2 separate regions of the Homo sapiens genome follow, and region 1 is linked to region 2. The links are chromatin contacts, found by Hi-C or POLR2A ChIA-PET in ENCODE. All regions are on one chromosome and are shown on one strand. Each heading gives the region's core, a stretch centred on a gene start or an enhancer-like site at or near the end of the contact. The rest is flanking DNA. Distances are from core to core; before and after follow the strand shown.

What was found. Hi-C counts contacts between places; a loop is a spot of excess contacts on that map. ChIA-PET counts read pairs that join two places held with the same protein, here RNA polymerase II (POLR2A). Pooled maps may share reads with other maps.
Region 1: a loop to region 2 is called in a pooled map, with 1.9 times the contacts of the local background. The contact joins the promoter of AWAT1 here to the promoter of DGAT2L6 in region 2. A Hi-C loop is called at or near these places in 1 of 50 pooled maps. POLR2A ChIA-PET finds 5 or more read pairs at or near these places in 2 of 52 experiments (BJ and Panc1).

Annotation. Positions count from the first base shown.
Region 1 is chrX:70,232,282-70,235,904 of GRCh38, forward strand. It overlaps AWAT1 (acyl-CoA wax alcohol acyltransferase 1), which reads left to right and starts at 2,374. Exons shown (of 7, transcript NM_001013579.3): 1 at 2,374-2,490; 2 at 3,435-3,542. The coding sequence starts at 2,415.
Region 2 is chrX:70,175,995-70,179,935 of GRCh38, forward strand. DGAT2L6 (diacylglycerol O-acyltransferase 2 like 6) reads left to right here and starts at 1,489. Exons shown (of 7, transcript NM_198512.3): 1 at 1,489-1,673. The coding sequence starts at 1,589. RefSeq lists enhancers at 1,052-1,111, 1,132-1,181.

The sequences.
Region 1 (3,623 bases), core at 1,124-3,623, 57 kb after region 2:
TAGAAGCATGTAAACTTCAGGTGGAAAAAGCAAAAAACAAAACCAAAAACCACACACACACAACCACGTTTGCTTTAATGGGCATAAAGTTACAACAAGAGTTCAAGAGAGAAATGAGGGCTTTGCTTCCCCCCTCCCACGTTGGCCTGTATTTGAGACTCACCTAGGAATCACACTCCACACCCCAACCCTGCTCACAGAAGCTTGGAAGACTGGCTTACTCCAAAGAAAAACAGTCTTCACTAAGTCAGTGGCATGGGAAAAAAAGGAGGGGAGGAAGGGAGATTGTTCTATATTAAAAGAAAATTAAGATCTTGACAAAGGGATCAAATCTGAATCACTATAGTCTTTGAATCCAGCTATCAATCTGCAAGAAATACAGAGGAACATGCTGAAGCACCCTAAGTAAGTATGAGATAAGCAAAATCCAAACTGTGGGAAATTCTACAGGTCAAATGCTGTGGGTTCTTCAATAGCTAAAGCATAAGGAAAGGAAAGGGATGGAGGGGGAACCGACTTAAACTCTTCAAAAGCACCAAAGTCATGGAAGTCACGGAAAGACCGAGAAACTAACCCAATCTGAGTATGTGGTTAAAAAATAATAATAAAATAAAATAAAAACAGAGACACTGTCAAAGGAGGAGGAGACAAAGGAGAGATGATGATTAAATGCAATGTGAGATTCCAATGGGATCCTGGGACAGAAAATGGACATTTGTGGAAAAAAATTGATACAATACAAATAAAACCTGGTGTTTAGTAAATATAAATGCACCAATATTGGTTTCTTAGTTGTGATAAATATACCATTGTTTTATAAGATGTTAACATAAAGGGGAAGCTACACGAAGGGTGTAGGGAACTCTCTGTACTATCTTTGCAACTCTCTCATAAATCTAAAAGTATTCCAAATTAAAAAGTAAAAATGGCCAGGTATGATGGCTCATGCTTGTAATCCCAGCACTTTGGGATGCTGAGGTGGGAGGATTTCTTGAGCTCATGAGTTCAAGACCAGCCTGGGCAACATGGTGACACCCCATCTCTACAAAAAATAAAAAATTAGCCAGGCGTGATGGTGCGCACCTGTGGTCCCAACTACTCAGGAGGCTGAGGCTGGAGGATCACTTAAGCCTGGGAGATTGAGGCTGCAGTGAGCTGTGTTTGCGCCACTACACTCCAGCCTGGGTGGCAGAGTAAGATCCTGCCTCAAAAAAGAAAAAAAACCATAAAAAAGAGAGAGAGAAAACTTCAAGGACATATCAATATTTAAAATGGGGAAGACTAAACCATAGTCATTAGGGAAGTACACTTAGGTAAGAAAACCACAGAAATGCAAGGAAAAGATGACTCTAAATGTCAAAGATAATGGTTACTTTGGGAGGAGGAAGTGGATTGTGATTGAAATGGGGCACATGGAGAGCATCCTGGGGTGGAGAGAAAAGTTCATCTTCTTCATCAAGTGGTGGTTACAAGATGTTTGTCTTATAATAATTCATTAACCCATACATTTGTTTTAAGTGGCTCTCTGTATCTGGGTTCTATTTTATAATGACAGACAGAGAGCAAGAGACTGAGACATAAGACACATAACATCCAAATATAACCAGTGGACCTTGTTTGGATTCTGATTCAAATTGGCCAACTATAGAAAGACATTTGAATATGGACTGGATGTTAGATATTATTAAGGAATTATTAAATTTGTTAAGGGTAATATGGAAGAAAACATCTGTATTTTTTGTAGATGCATAGTGATGTATTTAGGGGTGAAATGACACACTATCTTAGAATTGCTTTAAAATACTCCAAGAAAAAAAAAAGGTGGGGAGATAAATGAAACAAGTATGGAAAAATATTAATAGTTGTTGAAGATGAACATGAAGATAAAAATTTGTTGCATCTTCTAGCTTTTTGTGTGTTTGGAAATTTTTATAATTAAAGTTAAAGGTGGGGCAGCCCCAAAGCAGGCTGCTTCAGGGCAACAAAAGCCAAATCCCAGGTGCTCCCCACATCACAAATCCCCAGAACTCCCTTCCCAGCAGTCATCTCCCAAAGGTCACAAATCCCTATAGTTTCTGAGTAGCCTGTGAGGGGGTTTCACCTTCTCTAGGTCCCTGTGTCACTCTGACTACATGGCAGTCATTCTCACCTTTCTCCATCTTGATGTCCTAATAATCCTAGGAAAGAGAGTCAAAGGGCAAATGAGCTGGACCAGACCTGACGGGGCAGTCCTTGTACTTCAGAGCCTGCCCCTGCGGTGGGTGGGGGGGCAGGGAAGGACAAGAGGGAAGAGGGCAGGTGCAAACTCCTCATAGTTATATGCATTCACTATTAAGTGAACTTCCAGAGGCTGGTGGCACCTTTGGTTGGAACACTGTTCTGAGATCTTTGCCTCCCTCAGGCTCCCGAGAATCATGGCTCATTCCAAGCAGCCTAGTCACTTCCAGAGTCTGATGCTTCTGCAGTGGCCTTTGAGCTACCTTGCCATCTGTGAGTATTGACCCAAGAGTGCATAGCAAGAAGCCAGAGTCAGAAGCCAGGGCCAGATCTAGGGTGACTTTTAGGGCCATGTGAAGTCTCATTTTGAGCCTTTCCATCATCTAAGATTGTACTAGAGAGTAAAACCAAGGAGTCTTGAGTTCCATGAGTGCCCTGGAGAAGAATGAGATAGAGCCCCAGGAGACAGTGAGAATATGTAGTGGGAGGGGGCGGGGGGTGGAACAGGGTCATGATGGATATGAGTAGATCTAGTTAATTTCAGCCACTTCCTAATCCTTACTATCTAGAGAGGAAAAGTGAGGCCCAGGGAATGCTCCCTTATGATCATGGGGAATAGGACAGAGGAAACATTAGCATCCCAGACTTAAAGAAGTATAGCCTGTGTCTGAACCATAGAGTTGTCTATTCTGGGAGTGGGGTGGTGGTAGCATGCGGGAAGACAGTGTCATTGGAAAGAATGGTGAATGGGCAAGAGGACAAGCATAGTGGATAGGAAATACTAGAAGGATGCAGATGCTGGATGGGCAGCGTGTAGGAAGATATAGATAGTATAGGGGTGAGGGAGAGTGGGCTAGTGGCTTAACGAGGGATGACGGATAGGGAGGGAGACAGGAGACAAGAGGAAAAAGATGGTGACCAAATGGGGGCAGGAGGAAAAAAAACTGGTGGGAAGTAGAGAGCAGGAGTACAGAGGTAGTGGCTGTACAGGGAAGCAGGTGGACAGGGATGACAGACAGGCAGAGAAATAGGGCTTCTGTATGGTAAATGATAGAGGAAAAGTTTGAAGGACAAGTAGACATGGATGATGAACAGGACCTGGATTGTGTTGAGGGCCAGGACCAGAGGCTTAGGTAATGTGGAGAGCTGGTGATGGGACTGGGCATGGTCAAGTTCTGCTGGCAGCACAAATTTGGTCTAACCTGGTCCCTCATCAGTTTGGATCTTGCAGCCATTGTTCGTCTACCTGCTGTTTACATCCTTGTGGCCGCTACCAGTGCTTTACTTTGCCTGGTTGTTCCTGGACTGGAAGACCCCAGAGCGAGGTAAGACTCACAGACCTAGAAAGAAGAATGTTCCATCATAACCTGCAGCCAGAGAGTCCCACTCGCCATACCACAGGCCCC
Region 2 (3,941 bases), core at 239-2,738:
TAATTTTATTTTATTATTTATTTATTTACTTATTTTGTAGAGATGGCATCTCGTTATGTTACCCAGGCCGGTCTGGAGCTTCTGGGCTCAAGTAACCCTCCCGCTTCAGCCTCCCAAAGTGCCAGGATTACAGGCATGAGCCACCGCACCCAGCCTAACATTTTTGTGATTTTTTTTTTGTTTTAATGTCTGTCTCCTCCACTAGACTGTAGACTCAAAGAAGGCAAGAATCATGTCTGTCTTCTTCCCTACTGAATCCTCAGCACCTAAACACAGTGCCTGGCAAACAGCAGTCACTCAATAGATAGTGACAGAAAAAATATATCCAACATGGTGAAACTCTCTCACTACTAAAAATACAAAAACTAGCTGGACGTGGTGGCGCACGCCAGTAGTCCCAGCTACGCAGGAGGATGAGGCAGGAGAATCACTTGAACCCAGAAGGCAGAGGTTGCAGTGATCCGAGATCACGCCACTGCACTCCAGCCTGGGCGACACAGTGAGACTCTGTCTGGAAAAAAAAAAACAAACGAAACAAACAAACAGAAAAAAAACGGTCTGAGACCTGGGAACAGTCTTCAGTTTTCCAAAGGCTATTACACAGAAGCAAGCCTCAGCCTGAAACATATGTTACTTGTTCAATATGTGTTACTTGAACTCAGTGAGTAGTAATGACAGGAAACGGTGCCAGGCTGTGTGCTAAGCACTTTATATTCATTCACTTATCTAATCCTCAGAACTACTCTAAGAAGTAGGTACTATTATAGTCCCACTTTTACAGATGGAGAAACTGGGGCATAGAGGTTCACCACCTTGTAAGTGACAGAGCTGAGATGTGAACCCCAGCTATCTGGCTCTAAAGTCTATGCCCCTAACCTATATTACATTCTAGCAATGAATGCTCAAACTGAGCTCTAGAGAGATGTAACATTTTCCAAAGGTGTCACAGGAAGAGCATGGCAGAGCTGGGACTGGGAGCCAGGTCTTCCTTCTGTGCAATGTTTCTCCCGCTCTATGATAAGGTATCTGGCCACTGAGGCAGGTCCCTTGGGACTAGAGGCACAAAGAGGGATCTGAAGAGTCTATTAACAGATATCCGGTGCAGAAAAACAGCCCCAGTGGGCTAGGTGACTCAGCAGAAGACAAGAGGAGACAAAGGGTAACCACTAGGGCAGGAACAAGTGTGGCTGCCAAGTCCCTTTTCTTAAGCAGGGAAAGGTAGTGGGGTGCTTTTCGGAGGTCCTATTTGAGGCCCAAGATACTCTCTTCCTGCGCTGATTTATCAAGAGTGCCCCTCCCCCACAGCTAGAGCCGCCCCAGGGCCATTTCTGCTTCATTACAATTGGGCACACGTGGAGAAAGGATACTACTGGGGAGATCAATTATATTGCCTGATCTGCAACCTGATGTGTGGGTAGGAAGTTGGGGCGGGGCAGTGGAGGAAAAGTTTGGTCAAGCCTGACAAAACCCCAGCAGCTAATCTTACTCCACAGTAAGAGATTATAGCAAAGCATCTATAATCAACTCAGCTTAAGAAGTTTTGACCTTCTGGTTAGGCTTCTTGCCACAACAGAACAGCACCATAACCATGGCTTTCTTCTCCCGACTGAATCTCCAGGAGGGCCTCCAAACCTTCTTTGTTTTGCAATGGATCCCAGTCTATATATTTTTAGGTGAGTGAACCCCAAGGGCTGGAGAGCACATGGGGAACAAACCAAAAGAGTGGCCAATCTCCAGATGAGGAGGGTTCCAAAGAGATCATCTGGGTGATCTCCACCCTCTGGGAAGGATCTGGCTGGCACAAAGGCCAGGAGTGAGGCTGCAGCTGTTCTGGTTTAAAGATTACTCCAGGCCAGGCACGGTGGCTCAGGCCTATAATCCCAGCACTTTGGGAGGCCGAGGCAGGTGGATCACCTGAGGTCAGGAGTTTGAGACCAGCCTGGCCAACATTGTGAAATCTCGTCTCTACTGAAAAAAAAAAAAATACAAAAATTAGCCAGGCATGGTGGCATGCACTGGTAATCCCAGCTACTTGGGAGGCTGAGACAGGAGAATCACTTGAACCCGGGAGGTGGAGCTTGCAGTGAGCCAAGATCGTGCCACTGCACTCCAGCCTGGGTGACAGAGCAAGACTCCGTCTCAAGATGAAAAAAAAAAAAAAATCACTCCAGTCTTCTCAGGAGCTGTCCCCTATGAACTAGCTGAAAAGAGTCATATTCAGGGACAGGGCAGAAGTGGTGGTGGCTTACAGAGTTGGTGTTACTAGGTAGGTGTAGGGTGATTTTCTAGTCTATGGTTATGGTGAGACAATTCTGGAAAATCTGAGGGCTGCCTGAGTGACATCTCAGACAGAATTTTGAGAAAGAGCCAGTTGTTCTGTGGACTCACAGCACAGAAGTCAACAATGTTGGGCCTCTCCCACCCAAGGCTCTTCTGAGGCAGCTTTTTTTTGTTGTTGTTGAGATGAAGTTTCACTCTTGTCGCCCAGGCTGGAGTGCAAACGGCAAACGGGCTGACAGCTCCAAGATTTTCCCTGCCAGAAACCAGGGATTTGGGGGTGGTCAATTACAGGTGCAAGCTTGAAAACTGGATGAGGAGAAATAATGTCATCCTGAAGGATGAGACAGGTAGGAGACAGCTGGTTCCAACCCATGGGAGGCTATATGACCCTTAGAGCAGAGGCTCTCAACCAGGGTCCTATAGACCAAAAATTCAGGGTGGATGGGGGTTACTTTGAATTGGGATGAATAAAACTGCCTCTTTCTTTCCACTAACCTCTAACTGAAATGTAGTATTTCCTTCAATGATGAATGTAGGCAATAAACCACGAAGTGTTAGGAGTACCTGTGAGTGTCAGTAACAGACATCACAGAGATTTGCATTTCATATTATAGTTGTTGCAGGCATCTCGAAATTTCATTTATGTTCACGACTACTTCAAAATTCCAGTAGTTATTGGCACTGCTGTTAGATCTGGTTATTTAATGCATACATCAAGAAGCACATATGTTACTATATTATATTGTGGGTAATATTTTGATAACTGAATTTTAATATAATGGGTTTCCTTTGTAAATCTGCGTATTTTATTTTGTGCATTTAAACATATTATTCAGAGAAAGGGTCCATGGCTTCACCAGACTGCCAGAGGGGTCCACAGCCTTCTCAAAATGCAGACTTATTAAGCCTTATTAAAATCAAAACATGCTAAGCCCATTGATGGCTTGACTTTAGCTATATCGAGAGAAGAAAGTCATTTTGTTAGTAAACTTAGTTGTTTCTAGACTTTCATAGTTTCCTTTTGTTTTCCTTTGCATTTCCCCTAACTTCCTCAAAAAGACCCCTTTGATAAGTTCTGACCCTCAGCCAGGAAAGTGAGGAGCACAGGAATGTCCTAAGAGACTTGCTATTGGGGTGGCAGCAACCGTGTCAAATCCGGGTCCCAGAAAGAGTGGGCAGAGATGGGGCAGAGAGAGCAGGGGAAAGAGGTCAAGAGAGGATGAGCTATGTGAGCGGGTCCTTTTAGGTGTAGGGCCTGTCCCACCCAAGAATGCTCTTCTGAGGCAGCTTTTTTTTTTTTTTTTTTTTTTGAGATGGAGTTTCACTCTTGTCGCCCAGGCTGGAGTGCAATGGCAGGATCTTGGCTCACTGCTACCTCCGCCTCCCGAGTTCAAGCGATTCTCCTGCTTCAGCTTCCCGAGTAGCCGGGACTACAGGTGTGTGCCACCACGCACAGCTAATTTTTGTATTTTTAGTAGAGACGGGGTATCGCCATGTTAGCCAAGCTGTTCTCAAACTGCTGACCTCAGGTGATCCGCCGACCTAGGCCTCCCAAAGTGCTGGCTGGGATTACCGGCATGAGCCACCGCGCCGGGCCGAGGCAGTGTTTCTAATTAAAATGTACTCATTTTTCTGCCAGAAAATGATACTTTCTCATATAT